Linked DNA regions of Homo sapiens: region 2 is linked to region 1. The links are chromatin loops, found by intact Hi-C in ENCODE. Cell type or tissue: Panc1. All regions are shown on one strand. Links, peaks and the distances in the headings refer to the core of each region. The heading gives the core; the rest is flanking DNA.

The links. Peaks named below come from ENCODE experiments on the same cell type or tissue, not always from the same donor. Only the 100,000 strongest peaks of a DNase experiment are listed, where the experiment ranks them.
Region 2: it touches region 1 in a loop (4-fold over the local background); 2 of 110 quality-filtered maps call a loop at or near these places.

Annotation. Positions count from the first base shown.
Region 1 is chr11:36,737,716-36,754,549 of GRCh38, reverse strand. The region is part of intron 3 of LOC107984326 (a long non-coding RNA gene); the gene reads right to left. Among named protein-coding and RNA genes, the nearest start is that of RAG2, 150 kb to the right of the region's middle. RefSeq lists enhancers at 3,656-4,226, 11,246-11,425. In Panc1, for the core only: CTCF peaks have their summits at 7,076 and 7,304 (motif pointing right); a DNase peak (open chromatin) is centred at 7,309.
Region 2 is chr11:36,615,472-36,632,305 of GRCh38, reverse strand. The region is part of intron 2 of IFTAP (intraflagellar transport associated protein); the gene reads right to left. Among named protein-coding and RNA genes, the nearest start is that of RAG2, 26 kb to the right of the region's middle. In Panc1, for the core only: CTCF peaks have their summits at 9,138 and 9,340 (motif pointing right); a DNase peak (open chromatin) is centred at 9,375; H3K27ac peaks cover 702 bases.

The DNA of each region.
Region 1 (16,834 bases), core at 6,201-8,700:
GGCTTCCAGGTGTCCCAGATGTTGAGCCCCTTACTTAGGCTCTGAGCAATCTTCTTCATTTCCCCAATATGCTATAGGATTGTAATCATCATTATGTGTGCTATGTTAAATGATGTTAAAAGTGTTGGGAAGCACTGATATAAAGCATTACTTCTCTGTCTCTGATTCCTGCCTCCTAAAAACTGCATCTGTTCTTCTTTTCTATCAGAACAAATACCCGCATCAACCAAAACTAACCAATGGGGTATAGAAAACGCGGGCAGCACTGAGGCCTCACCATCCCTGTAAGATATTCTGAGTGGATTTGAATGTATGTCACTCTCCCCAAAATCTTCTAATCCAAACACTTACATGGCTTCCTGTTTTCCTTAGGATAAAGATCAAAGTCCTTACCAGGGTTTGGAGGGCTGCCCAGAGTCTGACTTCTTGTGGCAGCAAGGAGCCTTAGTTACTCACAAAGGAGCCCACTCTACCTGGACTCAGCAACGTGTCTCATCCTTCACTTCATTTGATCCTCTCATACTCCGTCAAAAAGATTATTTCCTTCCCGTTGCACCAAGTTGCTAGTCCAGCCTGTGTGAGCACCTAGCTCTGGGATCCATCCAGCTAGAAGGAAGAGGATATATAGGATGCTGTCGTTGGCATTTTCCAGATGCTACTCTGACAGGGATGGAACTGTGCAACCTCTTTGTGAAGAAGCATTGGCCTTGCCTGTCAAAAGCAGCATTTGCCATATAGTCGCTCAGGGTCTGTGTCACAGGATCCTTAGGTCAGGAACTTTCCTCTAACTGTTGGCTGGGGAAAGGGTTACCTCGCTGCAAAATTGAGAAATGGATATTTGTCTCTTTTGTTGTCTTTTTCCTCTACTTCCTCTCCTGATGCCTGTTTGTGCCTTTTCCCAGTCCCAGACACCTGATCATCATTCTCAGTAAACTATTGCAAGGACAAAAAACCAAACACCGCATGTTCTCACTCATAGGTGGGAATTGAACAATGAGAACACATGGACACAGGAAGGGGAACATCACACTCTGGGGTCTGGTGTGGGGTGGGGGGAGGGGGGAGGGATAGCATTAGGAGATATACCTAATGTAAGTGATGAGTTAATGGGTGCAGCACACCAGCATGGCACATGTATACGTATGTAACTAACCTGCACATTGTGCCCATGTACCCTAAAACTTAAAGTATAATAATAATAAAATAAAATAAATAAAAAAATAAGATAAAATAAATCCAATTCCCAAGAAGCTGTGTGCTTAGGGAGTTCTCAAAAGCATCATGGCTGAGTCTCTTAGGTGTCAGCCCTCTCAGGATTATGTAAATATTGTAAGTTTCTCCAAATATTAAAGCTGTTCAAAGTTAAAATAAATAAATGGCTAAGAATAAAAATTTGGGCATGATGCCTGATGAAAAGAAAAACAAATGTTAAGGCATAAAGTCTTGATCAGTGCCTCAAATTAATTTCAAAGATGGGTCTTAACTTCCATGCACATTGCTACATTGTCCACTTCCCTAGAGGGCCCAACACTGAGTGCAGCTATTAGCAAAAGGAGAGAGAGACAATGCTAGGCACATGCCAGGAGTTTAAACACTAAACGGTTATTTAGCAGAGATGGAGACATTTGCAAGCAATGCGTGACAGCAAAAGGAAAGGGCAGGTGAGGCATTTCAGAACAACTGTCCAGAACTACATCGGGCACCAGTGGATTTTGTGAGCAGCTGAGGATTTGAGCTTTGCTGGCTCAGCCTGGCTTAGAGTGCTGGGGCAGAAAAGAAACTGGCTCTAGAGGCCATCCTCCAAGGATCTTGAACGTTTCATTTTTTTAGGGTTTTTCTATCTAGACATTGAAGATACAGTGTGAAAATGAGCCTCTGTCATTTTAACAAGGTCCTTTTAAATCCACAAAGAACAGCCCCATCGATCAAGAAATTATTCTCATTCGTCACTTTCTAGCCTGTTGCCTCGGGATTACGGTGGGTTGCCAGCAGAGACATAGGACCACAGTTAATAAAACATTTTTACAGATCTAGGCTGCAACTACGAAAGACACAATTAATATTCACACACAAGCATGCATGCGTGCCCTTCCCCTCAGCATCTCCAGACTCCCATTACAGGAACCCTCCATTACTCAAAACTAATCCCAATGAGAAGCAAGGCCTATGACTGGTTAGTGTGTGTGTGAAATCATTTTAGTAGTACTTTCATGGGAAAGTGACCCAGAAGACACCAGCTGAATATGATAAACAAGAAGTAGCATAATGTATAAAGAGCTCTAGAATCAGACAGAATTGGGTCCGAATTGGGCTTCTTCATTTAGTAGCTGTGTGACCTTGGGTGAGTTGCTTAGCCTCTCTGGGCCCTAGTTTTCTAATCACTGGAACGGGGATAAAGATATTTATTTTGTATGGTTGTTGTAAAGGTTCAAGAACATGTGTTTAAAACACATATCCCAGTGCCTGACACTTAATGAATGGTAGCAATTGTTACCGGTAATAAATCAGCATATCTGTGCTCTCTCCTGTCACCTTCTCCCTCTCTCTCTCTCTCTCTATCTCTCTCTCAACTTGTACCTACCATAACCACACTGCTGTTTTTTGCTTTGGATGCCTACATGACCAGTTGGTCTCTCAAAAAAAATTTATCAACTAAGACCAGGTGCTGAGCAATAAACTAGGTCATATTCCAGACACCACTATTACTGTTGTCAGCAATAACTGATTTCAGCTTTCTGACATACATTTGGCTATTTTGTGTCCTGCTAACATCAGGGAGCAATCTTACATTGGGGACCCTTCCCTCCCTAATGGAAACATTTGGAGAAAGTGGGAGGAAATTGCTATAAAGTGAGCATAGAACAGAACAGCTGGAAGCGGCCTCCTAATAGGCAGTTTTTCATGTTTTGACAGGTTTGAAGCAGACTATGACAGCAAAAGGGGTACACACAGGGACAGCGTAGCAGACAGCACTTCCTGGAATGGAAGCTTCTGCAGGCTTCCAGATGTAGCTGCTGTCCTTACCCCGCGTGTTTATAGTGGCTCCAAAGTCCCCTTCCTGGGGACTCCTAGGGACATACATCATTGTCAGTTTAGCTGCCAAGTCCAGCTCCAGAAAGGCACCTGGAAAAGGCAGCACAGCTAATGAAAGCAAGGCAATCAAGAGAAAAAGACAGCTGGGCTGGGGGCCAAGGGGCCTAGGGTCTGGCTTCCATCCTTCCACTAAGTGAACTTTGGCAAGTCTTCTTTCCACTAAGGGTCTCAGTTTCCTATCAGCAAAAAGGCTGTCCTGAGCCCTCTTCCCACAAGAGGAATGCTGTCAATAAAAGCAATAAAAGGTGCTTGCTCTATTTATCTGTACTTTCTACTTTTTCTACATGTACACATATCATTTGTGGGAATGTGTATTTTCTACTTCTTAGGTGTGTGTATATGTATATATGTGTGTGTGTGTGTGTGTGCACACACACTTAAGAGGTAAAACACTAATATTAGCTTATTTTATTTAATAATTTATTTATTGTATTTATTTCTACACACACTTAGGTAGAAGAAAATTAGCTTATTTACTTATTATTTTTCTACCTCTTAAGTGTATGTGTATACACACACACACACACACACATATATAGTGTGTGTTTGTAGTCATTTGTTATGGAAGTCATAGAAAACCAAAACACAACTCTAAGAGTACACACGCACTTAAGAGGTAGAAAAATAATAAGTAAATAAGCTAATATTTACTGGGCATTTCTTACATGCCAAGGATTGTAATAAATACTTTATATTCATTATCTCATGAGAAGGAGCCAACTGGACACACCTGCTGCTATTTGCTACCCAGCATCCATTCCCCCTCTCTCCTGATAATGCTCTAAATTTCCCTATGAAAAGCAACCCCTCATTGCCATTTGCCCTCATGTGGTTTTGTGGCAATGACCTCAACCCCAGTTCCAGGGGTGGATCTTGATTGGCTTAATCAGTTTACACACCCTCTGTTCCTCACCACAGTGACTGGTTGGTTCTCTGATTGGGCCGACAAGACCTCAGCAGTACAGTCAGAAGAAACCTCAGTAATTCACCATGAATGTTGAGATCATCTCTTTCATTCCTGCAGAGCTTGAACATGGAGCACATGGCCCCATTATGTGCCAGCAGACACTTTGGGCACATCAGAAGATATCCTTCCAAGTTGAGAGCCATTAATGAGGACACAGAGCACAGAAGTAAAGAATGAGAAAACGGGCTCAAGATCCCAGACCAAGCACTGCCTTACGCTACTATGGCTCCTGGACTTTATTGCTCAAATAATTTGATTTCAATTTTTTGGTTTTGTGCAAAACCAAAACATGCCTTATCAATGTAGGCAAGTGTTATTATCAATACCATTTTATAGATTAGGAAACTGAGTCTCAGTGGAGCTAATCCACTTGCCCTAAGTTACACAGTAAGTTTGTAGTGGAAACACCATTTGAAACCAGGTCCAACTGGGTTAAAAACCCAAGCTTCTTAAGCACTATATTTTGCTACCATAGGTAGGGAAAACTGGAAATACCTTGAAAATGAGAACATTTTATAAAATGCAACCTTTCATTATTTCAGGAGTAGATTTCGAATCATCACCTCAAACCCCAATTGAAATGGTCTCGCTTTGTCACCTAGGCTGGAGTGCAGTGATGCGATCATAGCTCTCTGCAACCTCAAACTCTTGGGCTCAAGCGATCCTCCCACCTCAGCCTACCAAGTAGCTGAAGCTATACCCCTGTGCCTGGCTATTTTTTTTTTAAGAGATAGGGTCTCACTTTAATACCCAAACTGGCCTCGAACTCCTGGGCTCAAGCCATCCTCCCACCTTAGCCTCCCAAAGTACTAGTATTACAGGCATAAGAAACCATGCCTGACCTAAATTTTGAGCCACTGAGTTTGTAATAATTTGTTATGGCAGTCATAGAAAATCAATACACAACTCTAAAATAAAAGATTAAGCAAAAAAAAAAAGATTTCTTATTTTAAAAATTTGGCAAAGGAAAGCAAGCTGAGATCTTTATCTCCATAAAGGATGAAAAGGAGGTGAAGATCAGTAGCATTCCTTTTTGTAGCAAAGTAACATGAGGAAAAATTGGCCCTAAAAGTCCAGAGTAATCTGAACTAGATATAAGGAGGAATTTGCTACCAAAGTTGGTAAGAACTGAAATTCACTTCCAAAGGTGATTGTGCAAAAGTCCCTTGATTGGCTTCCTGAAGGAGAACACTGAAGCACTGACAGGCAACAATTAGACAAGAATTTAATTAGATTTGCTGGAAAGCACAATAATAATGACTTAGGATGTCCTTGGACACACTGTATGATTAGAAGAGGCTGTTAAGTACTGAATTTCTGCTTAGGAGGGCTGGGAAGCCAGGGATGCCTGTTGTTTGAGCAGATGCATTTCTAGCACAGGCACAGAATCTAGGGGGGGTTACAGTTTGTGAGCTGTCCAGAGTGGCTTCCGCATGCCGACAAAAGGAGATGTGTCAGCTCTGAGTAGATGCATTACTTACCAGCACAAGGGGGACTGTATCATGGTTTGGAGGGTCATTCATAACTTTCTCAGAGATCAGAGTCTAGCCATGGATCAAGACCAAACAGCTCAGTGTGAGCTCATAAACAGTATCATATAATGGTCAAGCATATGGGCTCTGAAGTCAGAAAGCCCTGAATTTTGCCATTTACTCACTGTGTGGCCTTAAGCAAGTTGGTGTCTGAGTGCTTCAGCTTCTTCATCAGCAAATAATAAGTCATTATCCCGTTAGGCACTTGTGAGGATTAAATGACATATGATATATAAAGTATAACGCCTGGATCATAGTAAACATTTGTTAAATAAATGGCTGTTATTATTTCTAGTAGTGTGGTCAGGCCTCACTGTGGGCTGGAACAGGGTAATCAGGTAAGAGTAAAGGGAGTGTCATATTAAAGAGCCAGAGAGATTGGAGGAATCCAAAATGCAAAGAGAGAACAAGGAACCAGGGAGCTTGCAAGCAAGGAGTAGCAAAACAATTGCAGCATCAATATTCAAAGCACCAGATTTACGTGAGGAGTACCTTAAGGCACTTTGTAATATCACCTCCAGCTGCTGCTCCTCCCTTGGCTTGGAAGGACAAGGTAGGGATCTAGGAGCAACTTGCTGGAGATAAGAAGTAGACCCAACACCTAAAAAGACTATTCTGCAGGGCTTCCTAGGATTTCTCATTCTTCCCTGATCTCTACCAGGGATGGCAAACGCTTAGCTTTCATAGCATCATTTCCTCTCCTCCAATGCTCATTCCTTTCACAAATATTTATGTGCCATGTGCTGGGCACCATTCTAGGTATTGGAACAGACCAGGAAATACAACAGGCATAAGCCAGTCCTGCCCTAATAAACTCCATAACCTAGTCCTTCTGGCAAACATCACTAACCAGTTAATGGCATATTTCCCTACTCCAAACCCCTTCAAGTCCTTTTCAGTGCAGTCCAGTTCTCCAAAAAGCCACTGCCAATCAATTAGAGTTGACACTTGGGAATAAAGATCACTTTTTATTCCTGCGTTGAGCTCCTGTGATTTCTGAATAGAGGCATTGATCCCTTTACAGATGTAAGCCATTGTTTCACAGTCCAGTGCTAATGGGGAAATGAGACCCCAAAAGCAGCAACTACCACTGTAGACGTTTGGAAGCCATTGGCATTATTGTTTAGACTATTCACACTGAAGTGGTCTTGAATACCTATCTCACTGAAGCATCCAGGAATTCTACTGATCTAGGCTGAACATTTGATGACTGATTGATGAGATGTTTAAATACCATAATCCCAATTTCGTTTATTATATTCATTATTTTCTTTCATTTTATAACTGCAGATTCAGCCTTCAGTCATCCACTGTTTCCCATTATCCCCCTCCTCCACACACACACACAACTTGAGGCACCTCAACAATTAGGTACGTAGCTGGGTATGCATCTGATGCATTTGCACAGCAGGCAGCCACATACTGCAGGACCTAAACCATGATACGATGAAGTCAGTGGGGCCAGTTTCCAGGATCAGCTCTTCCACTGACTATGTGGCTTTTAGGACCCATTCGCTCATCTGTAAAATAAGAATCACAAAACTCATATCACAGTAACCACTGCCTAGCTCACGTAGTTATTCGGAGACTACAGGATAGTATGTTACTAATCAAGACTTGTAATGTCCCTAGGCATTATGGACACTTGGACACTAGGTGGCAGTATGTCACCTTCCACCTCTTCACCCAAGTCAGAGGGACCAGGTGCACCTCAACAGTTGCCCTCCAGATGGCAGCCCAGAACATTCCCCAGCACCCAGCAGAGAGCCCATAAAGCTGTTTGCATTATAGCATCAAAGGGAAAGGACTAGACCAAGCAAAAGCCATTTAACACTTTCTCTCAATATCTGAATTGGGAAGTAGAATATTAAACCACAGAAAAGTAAAAGAGCAACAAGTAAAAGTCACTGGACAGTGGAGCCATAGAAGGGAAATTTGTGACCTCATGGTGTCACTTGGCAGTGAAACCATATCTCAAGCTCAGCCCTTCTAACACCAAATGCATACCCCAGCCTCTGCGTTAGGATGTCAGTTCTGTTTCCAGGATGAAGGGTATGATGATTTACCAAATCCCATAGTCAGTAAGGAGTCTGGTCCTGAGATCAGAGTTTCCTGACTCTCATTCCACGTCCAGACAAGCAGATCAGCCATTCGACTTTTTTCCTCTGTCTTATCTCCTCTCTCTCTCAAGCTTAATATGAAACTGTTTTCCAGCGTTAAGCTGAGGGCAAAATAGAGTAACAGAAAAATGCAGTGGCCACTAACCCCAAGAAGCTACTCAAATCTAATTTAAATCAAATAAAATTAAACATTTACTTTCTCAGTTACACTAGCTCAATAGTGACCTGTAGTTAATTATTGAACAGAACAGAGGCCGGGCATGGTGGCTCACACCTGTAATCCCAGCACTTTGAAAGGCCGAGGCAGGCAGATCACGAGGTCAGGAGTTCAAGACCAGCCTGACCAACATGGTGAAACCCTGTCTCTATAAAAATACAAAATATTAGCCAGGCATGGTTGCATGCACCTGTAATCCCAGCTACTCAGGAGGCTGAGGCAGGAGAATCGCTTGAACCAGGGAGGCAGAGGTAGCAGTGAGCCGAGATCACGCCACTGCACTCCAGCCTGGGTGACAGAGCAAGACTCCATCTCGAAACAAAACAAAAAAAAGAACAGCACAGATATGGGACACTTCCATGTTCTATTGTAGCACTGGTCTAGACCATCGGAAATGGAGAATGTGCCACTACATCATTCGATTGCTTTATAATGAGGTATACCATGTTGCAATTAGAAGAATCAGTGGAAAATAAGAATGGCATTCTTGATAGCAAAACAAAGAAGTTTACATGAAGGTAAGTGAAATTTTAGAAGAAAATATTTACAAAATAGATTAGGGGAAAATTGTTAATATGCTTTATAAGTTAATCTAAGAGTGGTGGACAAAGCATGACAGATAATTCAAGGAAAAGAAATTAAAATGACAACAAAATGCTTGAAGTGATTCTCAACACATCAATCATTTAAAAAAAGAAAATAAAAGCCATGAGATAAATTAAATGGAGCCAGAAAATTACAGAACCTGTTTAATCAGGTAATGACATTTTCACCAAATAATACATATTTATACATGATCATGCATGTAAAATGTGAGATAAATTTAGAAATGGAAATCTTTTTCTGAAAACAAAGACGTAAAATATTATACAGATTTTCTTATATTGTTATTATTAATTGACATCATACTTTCAAATAGTGCTAGCATTTCACTTTACTCTGTTTATGATGAATATCATGCCTATATTAAACCTCTTCTCTGCAGCCAACAAAATCTAAATGAACAGTCTGCTCAAAATGATAAAATGAGAAGTGTCTTATCTGTGGGATAGTTGGCATGTATGGATGTGCTGTTGAGTTGTTGAGGTTTTTTAAATTCCCTGAATGTCTGCATCCCACCAAGTTGCATACAAATATCCACTTGTCTATTAGGCTGGGCGGGCGCGGTGGCTCACGCCTGTAATCCCAGCACTTTGGGAGGCCGAGGCGGGTGGATCACCTGAGGTCAGGAGTTTGAGACCAGCCTGGCCAACATGGTGAAACCCCGTCTCTACTAAAAAAATACAAAAAATTAGCCAGGCGTGGTTGCGCACGCCTGTAATCCCAGCTAGGCTGAGGCAGGAGAATCGCTGGAACCCGGGAGGCGGAGGCTGCAGTGAGTTGAGATCGCGCCACTGCACTCCAGCCTGGGCGACAAGAACAAGACTCCGTCTCAAAAAAAAAACAAAAAAAAACAAAAGACATTAGTCAGTACTTTAACTTGAACTTGCTTAAGGAAAATCGTAAGCTTAATAGACTCATAGAATTTAAAAATCCAAAAATGGCTCTCACTTCAGGCTCAGTGGATCCAGGGGCTCAACCTATGTCATCAGAGCTTTTTCTCTCACGGTCTTCAGTGTCTGTTTCCTGCTGGGTATGATGGCATAATTCTCTCCCACAACAATCTTGTGGGATAGGAAGGTGACAACCAAACTCATTTCTCTGCATCCCTGTTTAGCAACCCTAGTGGAAAGAGATTTTTGTCTCCCAACCTTCCTAAGTTAATTCTAGAAATAGAGTCTGGTTGTTCTGCTTCTTTTCCTGCGACGTACTCCCACCGCTCCATTTCCAAGGCAGGGCTGTCCTATCATGCCACACCAGGGGGCGCCATTCACATTGACGTGCATGTCAGTGAAATCATTTGGAGTTACTAGAGTTGTGCCACGTGGTGCCCCTGTTCCCAAGGATAGGATGTTATGAATGGACAGTCCTGAATCATATAGTATCCCTGTGCCCAGGAAAGCAGGATTTGCTTCCAGAAGAAACAAAATGAAAGGAAAACATTCCAGGGAGCCAAAAATAAGCCCATAATCCATCTCAATGTATCACTGCACAGTGAGAAGAAAATTCCACACCAACCCTCCCGTTGACTTCCTGTGAATGGACGTAAGAGCAGAGGGGAGGTAAACACAGCACCTTTTAAGCCCTCAGAAGAAATCAGTACGTGTCTGCAAGATATTGAGGTAGGGAAGGGGTGGGGGGGTCTCCTTTCTTTTAAGGAAGCAAGAACTTCTCTCTCTCTCTCAATCTCTCGCAAGAAAACTTTCTGCTACCTTACTGTACAAATGACAAATTCCAGCCTGCCTCCTGAACTATAGCTAGCCTCTGCTTCAGAATCCACTTCCAGTCTCAAGAACATTTTTTAAAGAGCTAAAGCTTAGAAACAAGGCACAGGAACTACCTTGTGTTTGCAGTATCTCATCTTTTCCCATTCTCAACTCTGGTGGGTTCATGGATTTCAGGGTGTGCCCTTGAGCACCTGCGAATGAATCCACAGCATCAGTTCAGGGAGGCCATCAGAGAGGCAGCTAGGTGAGGCTGGGCCACCTGGTGCATGCAGTCCCCTCTGACCTCAACAGCCAGCCTCATGCCTCCCAGTTCACCCACAGAGCTGCCAGAAAAAGGCCAGCAGCCAGGTGGGAGCAGGCACCCTCATTTGCTTTTCATCATCCACAGCCCATCTCTCTGAAATTAAATGATGTCTTTTCTTTGTTCCTTTTTGCGTGTTGTGCAAAGAAACTGCTGAGGCACTTTTTAAGAATACAGATTCCTAGATCTCCTCTCAGACCTTATGATATGAATATCTGGGGACAGAAGCCTGAAGATCTGTATTTTTCTAGTCCTCCACGGTGATTTTGATGTCAGGGTTGAGAACCACTGTAATCATACCCTTGCTTGGCCCCTATTTAGACACAGGCATTATAAACAGAAAATAAGACCTCAGGGCAACTCTAAACCAGTTCTCCCTCCATTAACTCTTCACTGATTTATCTTACTATTCTCTACTCAGGACCATTTACATTCTTAAAAATTATAGAGAACCCCAAAGAGCTGTTGTATATGTGGGTTCTATCCATCAATGCTTACAACATTAGTGATTAAAATGGAGAAACTTTAACATATTTAATAAACCATTTACATGTTAACATAGTTTTATAAAATTAACTATTTTCAAGAATCAAAAAAATAGAAGAATGGCATTGTATTTGATTTTTATAAATCTCTCTAATGTATGGTTTAATAGAAGACAGCTGGGTTCTCGTAGATACTTTTGCATCTAAGCTTTCGCTATATCACTCATCATGTTGTTTCTGGAGAATTCCCCTATTCACTCATGAGAGAATGAGAGCAAGACATGCAAATAAAGGCTTGGTATAATTAGAAAACAATTTTGACTTTATGGAGATCCCACTGAAAGGGTTTCAGGGTCCTCCAGACCACACTTGGAGGACCACTGTTTCAGACTATTCCTCATACCACATTATCTTTGCCAGCACTTACATACTCATTCCTCTAACTTCAGTGTTTATAAATTTTGATGCTTTTTTATTGTTCCTGATAGTTGACTTGTTTCCCTAATCATGTTTGTCTGTGTGAAAATCATTAGCATTAAGAAACAGAAATCCACTCAAGCTAGGTTAAACAAAGGGGGATTTATGGGAAAGATACAAGAGAATCTCACAAAACCCCAAGTGGGAGGTGTAGCCAAGTCTCCACTGTGTTTCTCCCTAAGCTTCAGGACTCTGCATGTGGGCCCCCTCTCCACACTGCATACTGGCATCCTCTAAGGCTCTTACTCCCCAAGCAAGGCTTTGGGTTCCCAGGAAGCTATCTCTAACTCATTGCCTTGGAGTCCCATGTCCAACAGCTTCTTACCAGCAAGACTTGTGTCTTGATTCCAAAACCTTAGGTGAGAAAATTTGGTTGGCTCTACTTAAGAAGTTCTTGGGAGGGATGGTAGAGCTCTTCTGATGTCTTATTTATACCCATAGAGAAAAAGCCTGCATCAGGGACCAAGTGAGTAAGCAAATATCATAACACTGGTTCTCAATCCTGGTTGCCCAGTGCTGGTCTAATTAGATGGGATCACCAAGCCAGGGTTCTCAGTGCATTGTGCTGTGTGGTTTCACCTAGAACAGGATATGGATAGTGCAGAGGTAATAGGCATACCTAGCACAGACTCCCAGCACTTTTTAGTAGAAATGTAATAAGCATGTATGTAATTTTAAAATTTTAATAATCACATTTAAAATGTAAAAATAAACAAATGAAATTAATTCTGTTAAAATGTTTTAACCCAACATATCCAAAATGTTAACTCAATGTGTAATCAGTATAAAAAGCATTGGTGAGATATTTTACAACCTTTTGTGCTAAAGTCTTCAAAGTCAGTGTGCATTTTATACTTACAGGACATCTTAATTGGTACACTAAATGTTCATCAGAAAAATCAGAAATAGTTGATCTATATTTAAAGTATACAAAATTTATAACTAAAAAAGACCCACAGACCCAAAGTTGTTCTAAACATACTTAAAAGTTTTCTAATAATGGAATAAAATATCCGTTTTAAATGAAAATGAATTATAATTAAGTTAAAAATTTAGTTCCTTGGTAGCCTTAGCCACATTTCAGGGGCACAATAGCCACATACGACTAGGGGCTACATTTTGGACACAGCAGGTCTAGATGGAGACCCAGAATCTGGCCTCTTCTACTCCTTTGAGACTCCCCTCAATATCAGCAGAGCACTGTCTAGTACAGACACCCACAGAGTATAGCTGATGGAAACTGTCCAAGTTAGAATTGCTCAAATCTAATTGCTAACTTCTGGGCCCTTAGAAGTTCCATGTAAATGTTTTTCTTTAACAAATTACATCATTTTAAATGCATTCAAGAGGCTTGTTAAAGGAATCCTATAATCTCTTAACTCATTCATCAAATAAATCACCTTTCAGTCATTTGTTTTGTTTTGTTATTTCAAAAAGAAAAAAAGATTTGCTTATATCAGATTTATTTTAAGCAAGGCAGGGGCTTACAGAAAACCCACTGAAGTCCATTCAACAAATGAATAATCTGAGAAGCCATAAGTCACACTCCACCCATGGGAATCTAAAGGGAGTTTTGCAAAAATCCATAACAACATAAACCTAAATGGTTCTGGTTCTGTTTGACTGATCCTGGTTGCACTGTTTAAGTGTGCTGGTACTCCAGGGCTGCTGTGAGTGATGGAAATCATGACCAAAGTTTGGCTTATTTCACTTAACATAGTATCTTCTGGTTCCATTCACATTGCTGCAAATGACAAGATTTCTTTCTTTTTATGGCTCAATAATATTCTATTGACCACTACACATGGTATGCACATATCAAAATATCACATGTACTCCAGAAATATGTACAATCCTTATGTATCAACAAAAAAAAATGACAACAACAAAACACGTTAGTCAATAAGCTGACAGCCTGGAGCTCTTTTCAACAGATAGCACTGTATTCAAAAGGACTTCTCCACGACTCCACAAATCTAGTTTCCACAACAATTTCTGAAATTTGATGCCTTTATATATGCAAGTTACATTTTAAAGTTGGCCTATAAATACATAGACAATTTTGACTGAATGGAATTATTTGAACCCTCATTTGTTCAATCAAATAAGCATTTGAATGTTTAGTATCAGCCAGATGAGCTGTTCCTTTGTTCATTCACTCATGTATTTCTCAAATCCTCATTGATTCCTATCAACACTATCAGGTGCCATGCCAGGGAGCTAGAAACACAAAGAAAAGCAAGAAACAGAAATAGATCCCACCCTTTAGGATTCATTGACCTCACAGTTAATTATGAAAGTCAGATATATACATAACCACAAAATAGTGAGATTACATACTATTAAAAATACATAAAATTCTGCATCAGGAGGATAGAGAGGAAGAGAACTGAGGAAGATTTTTGAATGGAGATACTCCTGAGATGGGTGTAGAAAGCTGGGTAGCAGTCACCAGGCAAAGGTGAGGAAGGGCATGGGGAATGAATATTCCTGAAATGGGAACAAGAGCTGCACAGGTGCCTCCTACCTGGTCTCCCTCCTTCCACTCTTACCCCACTACAGTCTGTTCAACAGTCACACAGCTATCAGCATGATCCTTGTGAAATACCAATCAGATTCCATCACTCCCTCATCTCAAACTTGCAATAATTTCCTCTCCCACCTGCAATAAAATCCAAAGTCTTGGTCATGCCTTCAAGGCCTTACGTGATGGGCTCCTTGGTATATTAGAGACCTCCCTTGGTTCCACGTCCTCCCAGCCACACTGGCCTCCTTGATGTTCTTCAAACATTCCAGGCAAGTTCTCATCTCAGGGCCATTGCAAAGTGCCTTCTCTGGCCATCTCAAATAAAATAGAACCCTGCTGTCACTTTCTGCCCCTTTTCTCTGCTTTATCTCCCTGCACAGCACTCAGGACTCGGACAGTACATGGTCTATGTAGCTATTTGCCTGTGCATTGTCTGACTTCTCCACTAGAATGCAAGTGCCATGAGGGCAGGCCTTGATCTGTTTTGTTCACAGCTATAGCACTAGTGCCTAAGACAGTACCTAGCATATGGTGGGCTCCCCCAAAGTATTTTTAGGATGAAGAATTAAATGAGGCTGGAAAATATGCATATTTCAAGTGCTGGCAAGTATCCAACATGGCTACAACATGGGAGTGAGGGGATAGGGGGCCAAGGTAAGAGCCACTGGAAATGAGGTTGGATGGGTGCTCAGTGACCAAGTAATAAAGGGTGCTGTACTCCTGGCTAAGAGTTTGGGCTACATTCTGAGGACAACGGGGAGCCAGTGAAGCTTGTAAGGAAGGGCATGGTACATGCAGGTCTGCTTATTTAAAAGAGAAATCAGCTTGCCATGCAGTAGATAAATCTGAGAAGAGCTTCAGGCAAAAAGGTCTGTTGGGATACTTTCGCAGTCACCTGTTTCTTCAGCTTTAAAATGCAGATAATAACACAATCTTAGTCACAGGCTGCAGTGATGACTAAGGGGGTTGATGTACATAAAGTACGTAGCACAGGACCTGGCACATAGGATGCTATCAATAAATATTATCTATTACCACCAACATTTAGGGAAGCTTGAAGGATGATATCTGTGCTTCTGCTCAGATGACTGTGTGGAAGGTGCTGCTGCCTTTGATCTCAATATAAACTATAGAAATAAGAACTCAATTGTGGGAACACAGAATGAATTCTATTTTGGGCAAGTGCAGTTTGAAATAGCTGTGGGATATCCAGGTGAGATCTGTGGTATGCAGTCTGATATAAGGGTCTAAAGCTCAAAAGGGAAGTTTAAACCAAAGCTCAAGATTCAGAGGAATCCCTTCCTTTACAAGCAATTGTCCTGGTCCCTTGTGAGCAAACTCTGAATCCAAAGTACTCAAAAGTAAACTCACTAGAGTAAAAAGCCCCAAGAAGAAACCATCATATAGAGCTGAAAATACCACTGCAAGAATTGACTATAATTCTGAGCCCCTCAGGACCCCTAGCAATGTTCATATAGTCCTTGTTTGCATCCTCTTTGAGCACACAGAAAAGAGCTTCATATGCTTATCACATTTACCACATCCTTCTACAAGTCCTCCAATTTCCTATTTTCCAATGTGCCCCTAAAAGAAAAGGCTAAATAAGCTCCAGAAGTCTGTACATTATAACTGACAGACCTCTTAGCTCTGAAGGCATTTTTTTCTGAGCTCAATGAATTTCAAAACAGTGTTCCACTTCTACCCCTGCTTCAAGTGTCTGAGAATACACGTGTGAAGTATAATGTCAAGTCCTTGGGGATGTGGCTCCCCAGAGTTATCTGGGGCTAGAGATATAAGAAGAATAGGAAGTACAGAAATGGAGCTGGCTCTGCAGCTAGTACAGCAAAAATGGCTTGAGGTTTACTTACAAACAATCGACATTGGTGCCTTTGAAAGGGAAGTGGAACTAGCTTTGATAGACATGCATTCTTTCACTTATTCATTCAACAAACAGCTATTGAGGATGTAATATACCTGCCAGGTACTGTGCCAATACAGAGGAAGTAACAGTCAACAAGAAAGATTTGATTCCTCATGAAGCTTCGTGGCTTCAAGGGTTTCCTGTTTGTCAGAACCTTAAGGATATCTAAAATGTAAAGCAAACCTTCTTAATTTTCATTCATTCATTTACTCATTGAACACATATTTATCAATGGTGCTGTGCTGGCCTCTGGAAGTCACAATGTTCACTAAGACAAGGCAGTTACAATTCAGTTTAAATGTCATGGGAAGGCAAGTACTGTGTGCCAGTGGAGGCTGTAGGAAGGGCCCTGTGATAGCATAACTTGTCCACAAATTATCTGATACTCCTCTCCATTGAGGGGAAATGTCTATGTCCCCTCCCCTTGAATCTAGGCTGGTTCTGACACTGTGCTTACCAGTAAAATATGACGGAAGTGATGCTTCACCCAGACTGTAAAGAAGTAGCAATATTCTTTCTTAGAATACTTGTTCTAGGGGAAGCTAGCTCCCATGTGAATAGATACATCCTGAGAGTACCATGTTGTGAGGAACCTCAAGCTAGCTTAGAAAAGGATATGGGGAAAGAGAGGCCAAGCAAGCTTTAGCTATTCCAGTCATTCCAGCCAGGTGCCAACATCTGAGTAAAACAGCTATCTTGGATATTTTATGTTGGATTGAAAGTCCTCCATGGATAGCATTTAGTCTGAGACCCAAAGGATGAGAATGATTTTGATATACAAGGACCAAGTGGAGGATTATTCCAGGCAGCGGAGTGGGATTATACAAAGATCCAGAGTTGGCGAAGCTCCTGGAGTGTTCAAGGAGC
Region 2 (16,834 bases), core at 7,811-10,310, 120 kb after region 1:
CCATAACATTATTTTTAATATTAGTAATAATATTAAAATTAATAATCAGGGTTAACATTCATTGAGTGGCACTCTTTTGTGAGCATCTCATGAATCATTTCATTTAATCCTCAGAATACCACTAAAAGTAGACACTGTTACTATCCTTACTTTACAGATTAAAGAACCAAGGCCTACAGAGAGAGAAAGTAACTTGCTCAAGGCTATACAGATGGTTAAGTAGCAGAGTGGGGATCTGAACACTGCCTTCTGACTCTAGAACCTATCCTCCTAACCACTGTGCCTTGCTTCCTGCATTAATGCAGTAAATGAAAAGAAAAGGTCTTTAGAGAATAGAAGAAAAAAGGAGCAGAAAGGTGGGGGCAGGGAGCCAGAAAGGAGACAAAGAAGAATGGCTTACAATAGTCAAAGAAGAACTAAGCGTGCAGGGTACATTCCAAAACTGAAACTTGCTTCTTCTGACAACAGCAAGTACAGGAACCTACGTCAATGATCACTAAAAGAGTAAAAGAGTGATAAAGGAATTCAAAAAAAGTCAAGTGGCAGAAATCAAGCCATTGTTGGGTTGGAGAATCCTACTCCATCCCCTTACTAGCCTCTACTATAAAAATGTTCCAGAGACTCAGCAATTGTTTTATCTGTGAGTTCCTTAGGAACATCTGTAACTGAAGGGGTTACAGATAGCCTAACCCAGCACAGTGCCCATGTTTGTTTCTCTTGACCTGTCAGTGCATGGCATCAAAATCAGTGAGATTCATGTTGTTGTAATGATCACAGCCTGGTACAAATCCAGTTAACATCATTTGTTTGCTTCTGAATACCCTATCACTGGTAGAATTAAGACTTGTGAGGGTATCTTTAGGACATAACACAGATATACTGATGGGAAACAGAGATAAGGTGACCTAATCTATAATACGTCATTAATAAGCCAGAGAGGGAAAACACAAATATGAAATGCATCACGTTCTCTTTAAAAAGTTCACATCCATAAATAACACCAGCTCAGGCCAGCTCTCTACTACTGCCTACTGCACCAGCACCAGTGACTTCTAACTAGCTACTAGTGGGAGAGGTAGCCCTTGCCTTTTGCCTCAATAAATCCTTGGAAATTCTGGTGCGAAGCACCCAACCTTGGCTTCTGTGGGTGGAGGGCTGGGGGTTGCTGAGCAAAGTGTGAGGAGGGTTGCTAAGAATATGTTGGAGTAACCAGCCCTATACAAGATGAGATAAATGAGGAAGAAATGGTCTTAGGACTTAGTCTCCCTGACTTCTTCCACTTTTACGGCCACAGAGATGTCCTGTATCAGTCCTAGGGCAAACAGCATTGGTAGCAGAGTAGAGCAAGATAGGCATGGAGACACTTGGAAATAGGAGTTAACTGAAGGATGAAAGGGTTCCTCAAACTTCATCAATGTTCAAAGGAAAGCAGACTTCCTGTGGCTACTGCCATGCCTCAGTGCTCTATTCTAATAAAAGGTGAAACGGTTTCAGTTTTCCCTGCTCATCCTTTAAATCAAGTATAACCTAAATCTAGTAATTACTAAGAAAATACTATGTACCCAGCACAACACTATTGTAATAATCTATTGACTTAAATACTTGAAAAGCACAGCAATGTCTGAAAATCAAAGATGTTCTACAAGGACGAGTTCTATTTGTTCTCATGATCACTCAGTGTACTCTCTACTATTTCCAATAAAACACCCAGGTTATGTGACAGGTAACCAGATGAAACTCCTTTGAAATAAAGAGCAAAATATAATGAAGTCTCAGCTTCTGATCCTGATGTTGAACTACTGTTGGGATCTCAGGTCTAACAAAAATTCTCATCCACTCTTTTTAAAATTCTCCTTTTATAAACAGAAAGTTTTCATTTTTAAAAGACAGACTGGATGATGTAGAAAAGAACTTGTTCATTCTTGACAAAAGCTACAGTTTAAGGCTCCTTCCTAAACTTCAGAATTGGTTTCACAAGAATATATGCTATATCCCTCCTAAGACCCAGAAGTGCTCCTTCTAAAGGCTTTTATCGTTGTTTTTAAAATCCAGCAAATAATAAATATCTTGGCACAATGAGATAGGGAAAAAAGTTATTTTTCAATATGATAATGTCAAAATGGCAGATGCTGGCACAGCCCAGAATCTGAAGTGGATGAAAGTCTGATTAGAGAGCCAGATGCCACTTCCTATAGTAATCCTGGTGAAATCCAAATGTGCCACCCAAGGGTTCGTCTCATCTTCTTCTGTTTCTGTTTTTCATCAGGGTCCTCTTCCACCCTTTCATCTTATCCCTAATGTTTCTTGCTTTGAAATAAGTGTCAGACATAATACGGTTTAGAAATCTAACAGCAATATTTCAGAGAACAAGTAGGTTATTGAGACCTGAAAAAGCGTTTCTTTGGGCATTTCTGAGTCAAAACTTCAATACAGATGAGACGAAAGTTTTTTTCTAAAGGTTTTTCGAGGTTTCATTATTCTGAAGCAATGGAATTTCAATTTCCTTTTGATACTAAACAGACAAGCTTCCAACAGATCTCCCTTACAAGGCCCCCACCACACCTATAGGGTCTAATTTCAGACCAAAGAAAAAGGTTACACACCTTGAAAAGGTTGAAACTTTTGATGTCTTGATAAATTAAACACTAACCACATATTGATTATACATCTTTCAGATAAAAGTGATTATTTTTAAAGAACTCAATTTTGAAAGAAACTTTTTTAAAAATTCAAATTAATCTGTACAAAAGCCAGACTAGTGCCCATGCAATGAGAAGCATTATCACACTTGCAGGAGAATTTTCACAGATCAGCACAACCAACATTAGAATTCACAACCAAATCTGCCAGCAACCTCGGAGTGTCTGTTCTTCCACACTCTGGTCAACAGCAATATAAATCAAGAGCATGTTCTCAGTTGAGAGGAGATATTGAATATATTGCTAGAAGGAAAGAAAAATTCATAGGGGGACAATTCTGTGCAACACTAGGCAATTGCAAAAATCCTTCTGCAAAGAGAATAGGGGATAAGCAATCATGCTTATAACAAGGTTGGGTACTCTGAAAGTCAGGGTGTGATTTTTGCATTACACTCCTTGCCTAGAGCAATGTTTCTCTGGACAATAATATTTGCTCTTGATTTGTCCAGCCAAACTACTTCACTCCACTGCTTCTTGATCACATGCTCCTTGTTATCTGGCCTCCCCTGGAGCGATAGTCGTTCGAACTAAATAAGCAATTTAAAAACCAATCAATCATAAATCAGAATAAATCCAAAGAAGCTAAATTCGGCAGACAAATGCTTTGTCTAAATTCCCTTTGCAGTGCTCTGAATTCCAACTGTTTTATGTTCCTCATTTGAAAGGGCACAGGGAGGAGAGGATTACCTCAGTCTGGCCAGTCAGGAATAACTGTGCTTTCCCTGAGGCTGGATGATAATTGACTCATTATTCACAGTCATAGCCATCAACCTGCCAAGGCACAAATGCACAACCCTGGTCTGGAAAAATGTGTGTGAAAAATGCCAGATGAGGGACACAATAGCAGTAAGTTGAAACTTTTGAAATGTCCAGTGTTAGGCACTTACAGAGAGAAAAATATGAACAGAGTGTAATGTTTCTGAAAGCTTATTTTCAGACAGAAAAAAAAATTCTGTGTGGTGGCTGAGTTACGGAGCTCATTCAATCCAAAAGTTATATTCTGGTCATCAACTATATGCAAGGTGACAAAGACAGTTAAGACTCAGTCCTTGTTGTCCTCACAGAGTTTACAAACTAGGAAGTTAAGCCATACATGCAAACCACCAAAAGAGAAGGCACCGATGGCAGATGATATAAGAGAGATAGAAACACAAAGAATGGTAAAATCATAATTGGTTTGGCAGAATCACAAAAGGCTTCACATAGGACTAAGGCATCTGAGCTGGGCTTTGAAAGATAGCTACAATTTCAACAGGTGAGCACTGTGAAGAGGTCATTTTACAAAGGGAAAATTCCATGAGCAAAGCCCTCAAGGTGGGAACACACAAGGCCTGAGTAAGAATCGCCGATTATTCCAGGAAGATTTGGGGACACATGGACGGGGTATATTTGGAGGGCCCGACAAAAACTCTGTACTTGACCTACATCCTGGGGAGTCACAATTAGAGCTGTGCTCTAAGAAGACAAATGGATAGAATGGATCAAAGTGGTTCAGGTACTAGAGACAAGAAAGTGTGGAGCTACCATAGTAACCCAGGTGAGAAGTAAAGGGAGCTTCAGCTATGGTGGCCTGAAGAAATTTAGAAAAAAAAAAAAAGAGTTCGCAAGTGAGTTCTCTTTTGTTTTTAAAACAAAAATGAAGGCACTATCTCCAACTGGTTATGTTTCCTCTCCAGATATCACAGAATCATCACGTTATCTTTCCACTGCAATCTGTACTATACTTTTACATATAATTTGGCATGCCCTAGATAACTTTTTTTTTAAACAATCTCTGTGATGGTGGGTGCAAATACAGCATGATAACAACCTGTCAAGTAGAAAACAGTTTGGTGCCAAGAGGCCACACATACCCATCCCATAAAATGAGCTTACCTTCCCAACTAACTTAGTCAAGACCACAAAAGAGGTGGCCCACACTGGGAACAGATGCAGCATATTTGAGCATAGCCTCCTACGGCTCCAGAATTCCTAACAGAGCAACAGCTGCTGGTGACAATATCAACACAAGGTAGAATCTGTTACATCCAAGTTTGTTTCTTTTTTGCACCACAGCCCTTTTCTACGTTAAACTTACAAGTCTATGCACAACTGATTTATTTTCTTAATAGGTAATATTTACAGACAAGCAGGATCCTCCTAGTTCTTGAGCCAAACCCAGGATCACAAGGACACATGCTTATCTGGTGAAGAACCCAGGGAGGATCTAAGTATCTAAGTATCCATGAACAATACCTCCACTTCCCCACAGCTTTACTGAGGTGTAATTTACACACCACAAAGCTCACTCATTTTAAGTGTACAATTCAATGATTTTTAGGAAGTATACAAAGTTGTACCACCATCACCACGATTCCATTTTTAGGTCATTCCATCACCCCAAAAAGGTGCCTGGAGCCCATCTGCAGTCACTCCCTGTTCCTACTCCCAACCACAGGCAACCATTAATCTATTTTTTGTTGCTATGTATTTATCTCTTCTAGATATTCCATACCAGTGGAATCATATGATATGTGGTCTTTTGAGCCTGACTTCTTTCTCTTAGCATAACCTTATTGAAGTTTGTCTGTTGGAGTATGCACTTCCCTTCTTATTGTCAAATAATAGTCCGTTGTATGAATAGTACCACATTTTATTTTTCCATTCACCAGTTGATAAACATTTGGAGTGTTTCCACATTCTGTACCCCCTTAATTATGATACTGAGTTTGACCTAAGGACTGTCATTACTAATCCAATTCCATGCTGCCCCACATGATGAAATAAAACCACAGGGTAACTATGCAGTTTAACTTCCCTCCACACCCAATGGTAGAAATGCTGATGCTCATTGAGGCTATAATTCTCTAATCACCTTATCTCCACCATACCATCAGAGTCCTAGGATCAGGTCACTCTCTATCACATGGCCTGTTTTCTTCAAATTTATATGAAATAATCTGAAATTACCTTCCTAAATTGTTCATTGCTTGTCTATTCCCACAAAAATGTATCCCTAAGGAGAGCAGGGATCTCACTGTCAGGAACTTACTCACAGTTCCTGTAAAGTAAAATGTTCATTCTCCACTCTAAAAGATGGGTAACAATTAAGATTGAAATGTAGATTTATATTCAGCCCTTCAACCAGGAAGTTCTACACTGAGAGTCCACTATGTGCTTAACACTCTGCCAGGCTGGAAAAAGAGTTAAGAAAATTATATGACATGGCCTCTGCTTATAAGAAACATATAATCTAGTCCCTTAAAATTTTTACTCACTCAAAGACATAACACTTTACATATCTTTCAGCTCACATTTCCATGTTTAAGAATGTATCCGAAAGAAATGATTAAGTACGTGGGTGAGGATTTCACTGCAAAGCCAAAAATGTCTGATCTATTCCCTTGAACATTTTTATTTAATCGAGGACATATATTTTTGCAGATTTTTGAACCAGCATTTCCATGGGTGGAAATGTATCCAAAGGCCATAAGTAAGAAGGGTGCAAAGACGCTAGTACTAAAATCAATCAACAAATAAACAAAGGCCAGAACCCTTGCAAGGACCTACAAAGCTATCCATGCCCGATCTTTCCCTACCTCCATGCCCTCTAACCTCAGCTTCCACACTCCTTTCACCGTTGCTCATGCAACTCCAGCCACACCGGCCTCCTTGCTGGTCCTCAGCTGGGCAGGTGCTGCTATGACCTGGCCTTTGCACTCGCTGTTCCCTGGGCCTCAAATATCTGCAGACTCACCTCATTCCAACTTTATTCAAATTTTACCTTCCCAGATCATACTATATAAAATTGCAACCCTAAATCCTCCTGCCAGCACTCATGATTCCCTATACTGTGCTCTGGTTGTTTTCCCCCTTTCTAGAATACAAATTTCAGTTTCCCCCTTCTAGAATACAATTTCTCTGAAGGCAATGATCTTTGTGTCTTTTGTTCACTTCTGTGAGTAACATTTAGCACATAGTAGATATTCAACAAACATTTACCAAATGAATGAGGGCGTGCAATGTAGCATCATTTGTAATAGCCAAAAATTAGAAATAATTCAAATGTCCCACAAAAAGAGAATGGCTAAACAAATATCCATACAAGTGAATACCAGGAAGTCATCAAAACACTGGTAAATGATATTTATTGCTATGAGGTGTTCATAATATAATGTTACATGAAAAAGCAAGTTACTTCTTATCTGTAGAGTGGTGAGGGGAAAAAAGCAAGTTACAGAAACTATGTGTAGCATAAGCCCACTTTCATAAAATAATTATAATAAATTTGCTGAATATATAAATGAATGAAAATATTAGGTTGAGCCTTTAAAATAATTCAGGTAATATAAATATAAATAAACATATTTATGTGCATTTTATATATTTTTTATTTAATCCTAATAACAACTTAATGAAGTAGAAGTTATTATATCTATTTTACACATGATAAAACTGAAGCTCAGAAATGTTAAGTAAGTTTCCCAAGACCACCTAGTTAGAAAGTAACAGAGTTTAGATTCAAATCTTGGTTGTCTCCAACTTCCATGTTCTTAACTAATAACTGAATACATATATACATATTAATAAACATAAAAAATTTCAGAAAGGATGTATACAACCATGGTTTATCTATAGGACAATAGACTCTGACTTTATTAGTTAACTGCATATAAGTTTGCCTACATAAAAAGACACCTAAAGTAACAACAGCTTAAACAAAGTGGAAGTTTATTTCTCGCTCATGCAACAGTAAGAGATATAGATAATCCAAGGATAATATGACCTTGCTCCACAAAGTCATCTGACCCAGGCTTCTATCTTTCTGCTCTGCCATGACTACAGCACCAACCTTCTCCACATGGTCCAGGATGACACCCCCCCACACCCTTGTTCCAAGCAATAGGATGAAGAAAAGGAAAAAGAAAGCACACACCTCACTTCTCTGTAATTAGCTAAGGCTGATTTCAGCTACCATATCAAGGAAGCACAAAAAATGGAGCAGCTCAAACAAGAATTTGATTTCTCTCTCATGTAACAGTTTAGGAAAGGTGGGTAGGCTTTGTTCCATGAAATGACCCAGGGATTCAGGCTGCTGGAGTTTTCTGTCATCGTAAGCACATGGCCTCCATGTCTGGGTCTAAAGGAGTTGTTGTAATGATTCCCAATTTCCAGCCAGGAGGAAAAGGATAAAAAGAAATAGTGCACGTGTCTTAAGGATATGACCCAGAAGTTGCACATACCAGTGCCCCTCACATCTCATTGACACAAACTTAGTCAAATGACTATACCCAGCTTCAAGGAAGACTAGGATGTAATCTTTATTTTGGCTGGCCATAGAGTAGATAAAAATTCTACTGCTATAGAAAGAGTATGTTATTGTTTTACTGTGGGTGTGTGGGTGTGAGTGTGTGCATGGGTGTGTGGGTGCTGGTACCTCTGAGTATTTTCTAATTTTTGTACTATGAACAAAAAAACTAAAAACTATACTTTTATTTGAAGAGGCAAAAAAGCATTTCTTCCAACGAAGTTTCTAATCCTCAATCTAGGGAGAATACCTACATGCATCTTCTTCCTTTTTAAAGTGGTTTTCCTGGAAATAATGAAGAAGGAGGAAAAAAATATATATATACACACATATATATACACACATATATATAATTTTACATTTTTTTCTATTGTAGGTCAAGATTCTCTTAATATTTAACTTTGATGTCCCTCTTTTAAATCACAAATAATTACCCTAATCATAAAATTCTACTCTTGCGTAAGTCTTTAAAACTACCAAGTACCTTCGTGTACGAAATATACAACAGAAAAGTTACCAGAAACAGCGAAATGATTGGAGGGGCATTTCCTGAAAGTACAGGCAATGAGATGCCTCCACAGCCTGTGTGGTCTCCCTAGTCTCTTGTCTGTGTACTTGCTAATGGCAAAACACTCACAGAGAACACAGTTCTGGCAGCAATAGACAGAAGTAGCAAGGACATTTCCCTGTGATGGAGTAGCTTTGACCTATGACACATGCACTACAATCCTTCAGACTTGGGACAGAACATGTGCCAAACTAAAGCCCACCCTAAAATTCTGTAAGCTATAATATCCTAGCCTCTGTATTAGCGATCAGCAAGATCACAGTAAAATTATTCCTATAACCCATCATCCTTTTTCACTGTCAAAATGCCTTTTAAATAATATACAATGGTGACATTCAACAAAAATGTCATATTTAAAGTAAAATAATTGTTCTTATGCTTTGAGTGGGGGGGGGAGTATCACAATTTCATGAAAGCTACAGACCTTATTCATAAAAAAATATAATATATACAAAAATGGACAAAAAGTGTTGAAAAATTCATTTATCTCCCTAAACTCCTCCCAGATTTCATTTAGAGTATTTTCTCAAAGCTGGTCTGAAAGTCAAAGTTTCTGATCTGCACACTAGTAGAACTACTGAATCTTGGGGCAAGATCCCTAGGAATCTACTTTTTAATAAGTACCTTCCAGGTGATTTGTACATAAGGTAAAATTCCCAAGTAAAGATTCCATGAAGTAAAATCTAACAATGATAATTAAAAAGAAGAATCTGATACTTCATCTTTGGTCAAAGCATGTAAATACATTTGCCTGATGATTGTGTGGAGACATAGTATTGCATCCATCCACCAGAGGCCAGTGTAGGATCATTCCCTGAATTGTACTCTTACACCATACAATATACCACGTACATGTACACAATACAATATGTACTATACATAGTTGGTTTTAACTACTTCAAGAAATGGGGTATAAACAACTAACACTGTAGACAATATTTTACATTTTTTATATTTACATTCAAGATTCCTTTCATATTTAACCTTGATGTTTTTCTCTTTCGTATCAGAGAAATAGAACCCCAATCATAAAACTTTACACATGAGTAAGTCTTTAAAATTTACCAAATACTTTCATGTGTATTTCATCTGATTCTCACCACAACCATTTGAGACATACCAAACAGGCAGAATTAGCCCTGATTTACAGATTCAGAGAGTAAGTGACAGGCCTGTGGTCTTAAGAAATTAGTATATGCCTGGACTAGTACCCAGGTCTTCTGAATCCAAGGATTGAAGTGTCCCTTCCCATTACACTGGCCCTGCCCGTAACAAAATGAGAACTATAAAAGCAACATAGTAAATTATTTATAAAACTAAATATCTGCAACCTAAAAGATTTTCCTTCACCGTAAGATCATGTCCTATTGCCTACCACAAAAAGTTGCATTTACTTAAGGCAACCTCTTTAACTCACCTACACTGGAGAAAGTTAGGAGGAGTAATTTTTCCCTCTTTTTTAAAAAGTAAATACTTCTTAGAAGAAGTTTTCAAACTTTCTAAAGTAGAATAACATCTGCTGAACACATTTGTAAGAATATAGGACTCAAACATTGGCATGTTGGATTAGAGCAGTTCAAGAGGAGACTTAAATTATATATGTCTTTCACATTCTCTCATTTTATCAGGAAACTCCAGGAGAGCCTTCACAAAAAAAAAAATAAAAAATAGAACAAGAGCTTAAAGTAAAATAAGAAGGAAAAAGTCTGAAAATCCACTGTTCTAATCATTCTTATTGTTATTTTATTAACTCATAGGCTGTTTATTCAATCTAAAACTGAGACCCCAAAACCAATGGCAATATTCTGGATATGATGTTCATCAATACTATGCAAATAGTTAATATTGCCTTGCCAAATCAACCTCTAACTATACAATCTATAAACATATAGATTGCTATTCTGCCTTCACACATTTAGAGCATTTGGGAATCACACCATCCTTTATAAGCAGATTGCAATAGGAATGACATATCAGCTGATGAATTCTTCTAGGGTAGGGACCCTGTTTTGTTCATCTGAGTATTCCCAGATTCTAGCTCAATGCTTAAAACACAGAAGGAATCATCAATACTGAAATGACCTCAACATTAGCAAGAAGACCTGGATTGACACTATAATTAGGGACTAAACTCAACACTCAGATGACTCCCTACAACCCCAATCTTCTAAACAGTAGTTCATATACAACAAAATTGAATGCAAAAGGCAAATTAAGTCTGGAAAACACATGAAAATGATATAATGATTCCTCTCTGTGCTAAGGATGCAATGAACTGCAAGAAGAGTAAGCTGATGGGCGTCACTTAAATGTACCTCCTCTGGAACGAATCCAAATTAAGGAAAAAAAAGACACTAAAAATCATATACTAGACAGATTGTGGTTTGATTTTCATATAAGAGTTTGGTTAAAATAAAGTTTCCTGTTTGTATCCCTTTGGGTTTAGCTGACCATTTCAAAGAAAATATTATTGTTTCACGGCTAAAAGAACATTTTGCTAAAACCATTCAGATCTGAAACATGCCCATTCAATTGAATCAAAGGACACTGTCTTATGACCACCTCAGTTTTGAGTGGAACAATTTACCCTTTCCCTTCAAGTAATGATACACTTAGCAACAACGAATAAAAATAATGTCTCAAGTTAAAGAGAAATGCATATAAAACAAATATGCACCCACTTAATATTGTTTAAATTGGCTATTTAAAGATTGATAATGACCACCTTAAAAGTTTATTTAACTATTAGTAGTTCTCTTTCATTCTGTAAAAGTTTAAAATCCCATTTGTCTACAAAAGTTCAACTCTCTAATTTATATGTATACATAAAATATATCAAATATAAATAAATTGAAAAGATGTGTATCTTTTCAAGTAAATCAAACAATTTCATTCTTTTCAAAGAATCAAAGAAAATGATTCTTTTATGTGTATGAAAAATACATATTTTTAATTCCCATGTCTTCACTGAGAACGCATATTAGAAAAGGTAATTATTGGAACAAAATACTGTGCATTAAAAACACTGCCAAAAATAAATTTAATGATTATAATTCAAAATGTCATGCACATTTAAATACATTTTCTTTCCTTATCCAATTACATGTAAACTCCAGCAGTCACAAAAAACAAATGATTATCTATGAACCAAATATTCATGTTGAAATGAATATGAATTATAACAACTTCAGCTGAAGGTTTATGCTAATATATCTAAAACAAAATGGCTTGATCAGCTCAAAATCTGTCATAATTTGAAAGGGGAAATTTCCTTCTGCAATTGAACCAGCAATTTTTGTGTGTTTCATAATTTGTCAATTTGTTCCCTAAGTGTAGTGATTTAGTGATGACAAAAGAAATAGGGAAACAAATGAAAATTGCTTAATTACAGCTTGCAGATGTTCCCCCAAAGAGAAAAAACAGGTTAATGCTGCTGATGCTGTTTCCTCCACAGGACTCTGCTATAAATTAGTTCACTTCATTCAATATTTTTTTCCTTCAGTGTTCTATGTGATGTTTGATGTTATGTTGTGATAAAGAGATTACATACACATAGTTACTGAATTTATGTTCAATATAAAACTATCAACATTTTTTCTTACACTTTTATTCTTTTTGGCAATACTAAAAAACACATCAATAAAAAGCTTTAAAATAACACCGCTTCCTTACTCGCTCCCTTGGGATGCAAGATTAATTAATTTTTTTAATTGCCTAGTTACTTTTATTAGCAAGTCCTTATATGACGTCTTCTGCAAATTTCTCTCAAGGTAACATTATCCCCATGGCCTATGTCTTCAGTTAAAGTAAGTTTATTGCTATTTGCCATGATATTTTCAATTATCTTCTCTTTACTGTTAAATTCACATTTGCAAAAGCGCTTCCCGAGTTGCCTTTTTTTTCTTAATGTGGCTAACGTTAAAAAGGAAACAGAAAGGCACTGCAAATGGCCTGTGAACTAAAAACACCACTCAATATTCAGTAGGGAATTAAATGACTGATAACAACGGCACTGAAAATGTGGCTTCAGTGCCACCTGGAAGCATAAAGCTGGTCAGTTCGTTTCCAACTTCCTCTGACAGGCAATCTGCCAGATGCAAGGGTATCAAAACAATGTTAAGCCCTCTGGTCTCTATCTAACACATGACAGAAAATAACTGCAAAAGGCTACACAGCAAGGATTATTTTTCTTGTTGTGTTTTCTTTTATGAGAGAAAGCTGTTTTTATGCTCTACTGAAATTCCTTTCCTGCTCTGAAATTGGTAAGAGGGACAGCTGCTTTCTATATTTTTCTCTCTGGTATTTTTCTACAGCAGATTTTAAATTCATTCTTCAGATTGGGAAAAGCCTCTCTTTGCACCCTCATGGAAATTTAAAGATGCATTGCTAATATTCAAATTCAAAATAGCTTTGGGGACCAAGATGATACGTCAACTTCGGAAATGTGTTGTTTTATGTGCTGTCACCGGTTTCATTTTTAATTACATTTTTTAGAAGCTGTCAAGTATGAGTAGTGATATTCTTTTGGCTGAAATGACAACTCAAAATTTATCAGTCCAGAAATGTAAACCAAATCCCAACCCAAGATTCTAAGCTCTTGACAGAACGAACGCTCAATAAAGAAAAAAAAAATTAAAAGACTCCTGAAATGAGAACTGTGTAACTTTGAAGAAGTCACTTGGCCTCTGTGGGCCTCAGTATCTCCCAGGCAAAATACCTGTGACTCTTCCTTGACTCTTTCTTCTCCTTAATCCTCTGCCAGTACCCTGTTACTAAGTGCTGTCAGTCATTCCTTCACTGGCAGCGTCTCCTAGGCCCTTTTGCTTTCCATTTTCTCCCCAACTACCCTAGTCCAGACCTCCAGCAACGTACTTCTCCTTAGCCCTCAGCTAGTCTCCCTGACTCCAGATGTTTCTCTACTTCTTCTTTGCTCTACCTTTCAAAATCACGAGCAATGTGTATTAATGGGTTTTGTTTGTTTGTTTTAAAATTCTACTATGGTTCCCAATTACATAGTATATCAAAATCCAAACTTGAGCATCATTACACAGCCTCCTTCTCAGGCTCTCCCTTCTGTGCCATCCACTAAATGTGGGTGTTCCTCAGGCTTGTACCTAAGGCCCTCCTGTCTGCCAGCCTGTCATTCTGTATTCTCTTCTTTTCTTTTCACTGCATTTATTCAACCAATATTTAAGCATCTACACATTCTGCCCCACCAGGCACTGCTTTAGACACTAGTGTAATAGTGGTGAAAACCCACAAGACACCAGCTGTATGGAGCTGATGATACTCTAGAGAAGACAGGGTAAGTGTATTTTGAGGTAGCACATCCATTCCTGTTGGCATATATTATCTACACACCAGTGACCCCAGGTCTTGAGAAGAACTGCCCGATGCCCTACGGAAGGCAGAGAACAAAGTGGTTCAGGGTGTGGGCTTTGAAATCTGATTAGGACCATAGTCTAACTCCATCTCTTCTTATAAGGACACCAGTCATACTGGGTTGGGGCCCACCCTTATGACCTCATTTAACCCTAATTATCTCTTTAAAGGCCTTATCTCCAAATACAGTCCACGTTGGGGGTTAGGGCTCCAACATGTAAATTTGGGAGGCACACAATTCAGTCCACAATAGCAAGCTACCTAACTTTATGCCTTGGTTTCCTCATCTGTAAGTTAAAAATAATAAAATGATAAAAATTAAAATGTACGAAAGAACTCACTAGGTCATTATAATGATTAAACGAGATGATACATGTGAAGAGCTAAGCATTAATCCCTAGAACTTAATAAATGTTAGCTGCTATCAGTAGTAATATTAGACTTGTTTTTTAATAATCTCTCACTCCCAGATGTTTCTCTGAGAGAGGTATAATTGTACAGAGGAGGGTCAGATGTCTGGAGTTTGAATCCTATCTGACCTCAGGCAAATTATTTAATCTACAATGACTTTCAGTTCCCTGAGCTATAAAAAGGAAGAATAATAGCTAATTCTTTGCATCATGGTGGCAATTAAATAAGTTACTCGAGACAAATACTTAGCAATATATCCATAAATGAATCTAAAATAAAGAGCACTAGACAGTCTCTGCCAACTCTACAATTGAAACAGAAACACACTTTAAGCAATTATCTGGTATTTTAAAGCAGTACAGACAGTCCTGCTTTTTAACAGACTGCCTTATGAGAATCTGTAGCCTAAATCAGTGGTTCTCAAAACTAGTGGTACATCAGAATCACCTACAGAGCCTTGAGAATATAAAAATTTTAGACCCCTTGCTATAGTTTCATTTAATAAGCCAAAAGTTTATATATAAAGTTTATATAAAAGTTTATAGTTTCATTTAATAAGCCAAAAGCCTGGAAATCTATACTTTCATAAAAGTCTGCCATCACAAAAGTCTCCTGATATTCAGCCAAGTTTGAGAACTACTTGTCAATAGTAGAGCTGCTTACATATGTGGTTTTAAGTTTTCAAGTAGACATGTTAAAAATAAATATACAAATAAATAAATATACAAAAAAATAAATATACAAATAAATAAATATATATACAAATAAATATACAAATAAAAAGTAATATCATTTTTAATGATATATTTTATTTAAATCAATTTTCTAAAATATTATCATTTCAAATATAGTCAATATAAAAATATTGAGATATTTTACATTCTATTTTTATACAAGTCTCCAAAATCCAGTGTATGTTTTATGCTTATGGCATGTCTCAATTCAGATAGTAAATTTTCATCAGAAATACTTGATCTGTATTTAGATTTCATAAAGTTTACATTTTAAAGAAACGGATTCACCTACCCAAGTTGTCCCAAACACCTTTTAAAGTTTTCTAATAAATGAATTGAATATCAGTTTTTTTATTTAAATTTAAATTAATTTAAAGTAATTAAAATTTAAAACTCTGTTCCTGGGTAGCACTGGCCATGTTTCCAATACTCAATAGCTACATGTTGCTAGTAGCTACTGTGTTGGACAGTGCAGGCCTGTATGATCACAAATCATACGGTTACTACACCATTCATGAAATTTGTAATGCTGGAAAAGCACTGGCATCGCTCCTTAAATAACTCAATGTGAATTAAGTATATATAGATTAATCTCATGATTATACAATATTATTAAAATCTGAGAAAAACTGAAACCTATTCAACGGTGTTGAAACTCCGAGAGTTTGGAACTATCAAAGGCCAGTCCTCCAGCAATTTATAAAGCCACAGGCATAGCCATTTGTCCTGAACATTCAGACACACAATGTTCTACCTAATAGGAAAGTCAATTCAAATATTAACAAGTATGAAGAGAAAAAGGGAGGTTGAGTTGACAGGAATTTTTTTCAAAGATATGTTAAAAGAACAATAAAATGCTAAAAGCACAAAGCATTGCAAGTGAAATGAGAATAGCATAAAGAAAACTAAGAATGAAATTACATATCAAAATCTGAAATAAAATCTTTGATCTACACAGAAGAAAACAGGTTAAAGTAGACAACTATGGCAGTGAATAGAAAGCTGTTATTATGTGGCAATATAAAAACTCTAGAATCACTTGGAAAGCTGGATCCTAGGCATGTGAGAGAGAGAAAGAGAGATTTGGAAATAACTACTGTAACTCCCGACAGTTACCGTATGTCATAAAATGGAGTTGAAAAGATTTAATGTCAATTTCTAAGTCATTGGCTTCTTAATTATACAATCTCTGTGTGACAGCAACATGAGCAGTAATTACCACTCTAAAAGGTAGGAGCAAATGCTTCCCAAATGGGATCATGTGGTAATCCTGGTGTGGAAGGCAATTAAAAGAAATTGCCTTTTTCTTTCAGCAGTTTAGAAGTAACTCTATTAGGAAAAAAGGAAGTCAAATTGTCCCTCTTTGCAGACGACATGATTGTATATCTAGAAAACCCCATTGTCTCAGCCCAAAATCTCCTTAAGCTGATAAGCAACTTCAGCAAAGTCTCAGGATACAAAATCAATGTACAAAAATCACAAGCATTCTTATACACCAACAACAGACAGAGAGCCAAATCATGAGTGAACTCCCATTCACAATTGCTTCAAAGAGAATAAAATACCTAGGAATCCAACTTACAAGGGATGTGAAGGACCTCTTCAAGGAGAACTACAAACCACTGCTCAAGGAAATAAAAGAGCATACAAACAAATGGAAGAACATTCCATGCTCATGGGTAGGAAGAATCAATATCGTGAAAATGGCCATACTGCCCAAGGTAATTTACAGATTCAATGCCATCCCCATCAA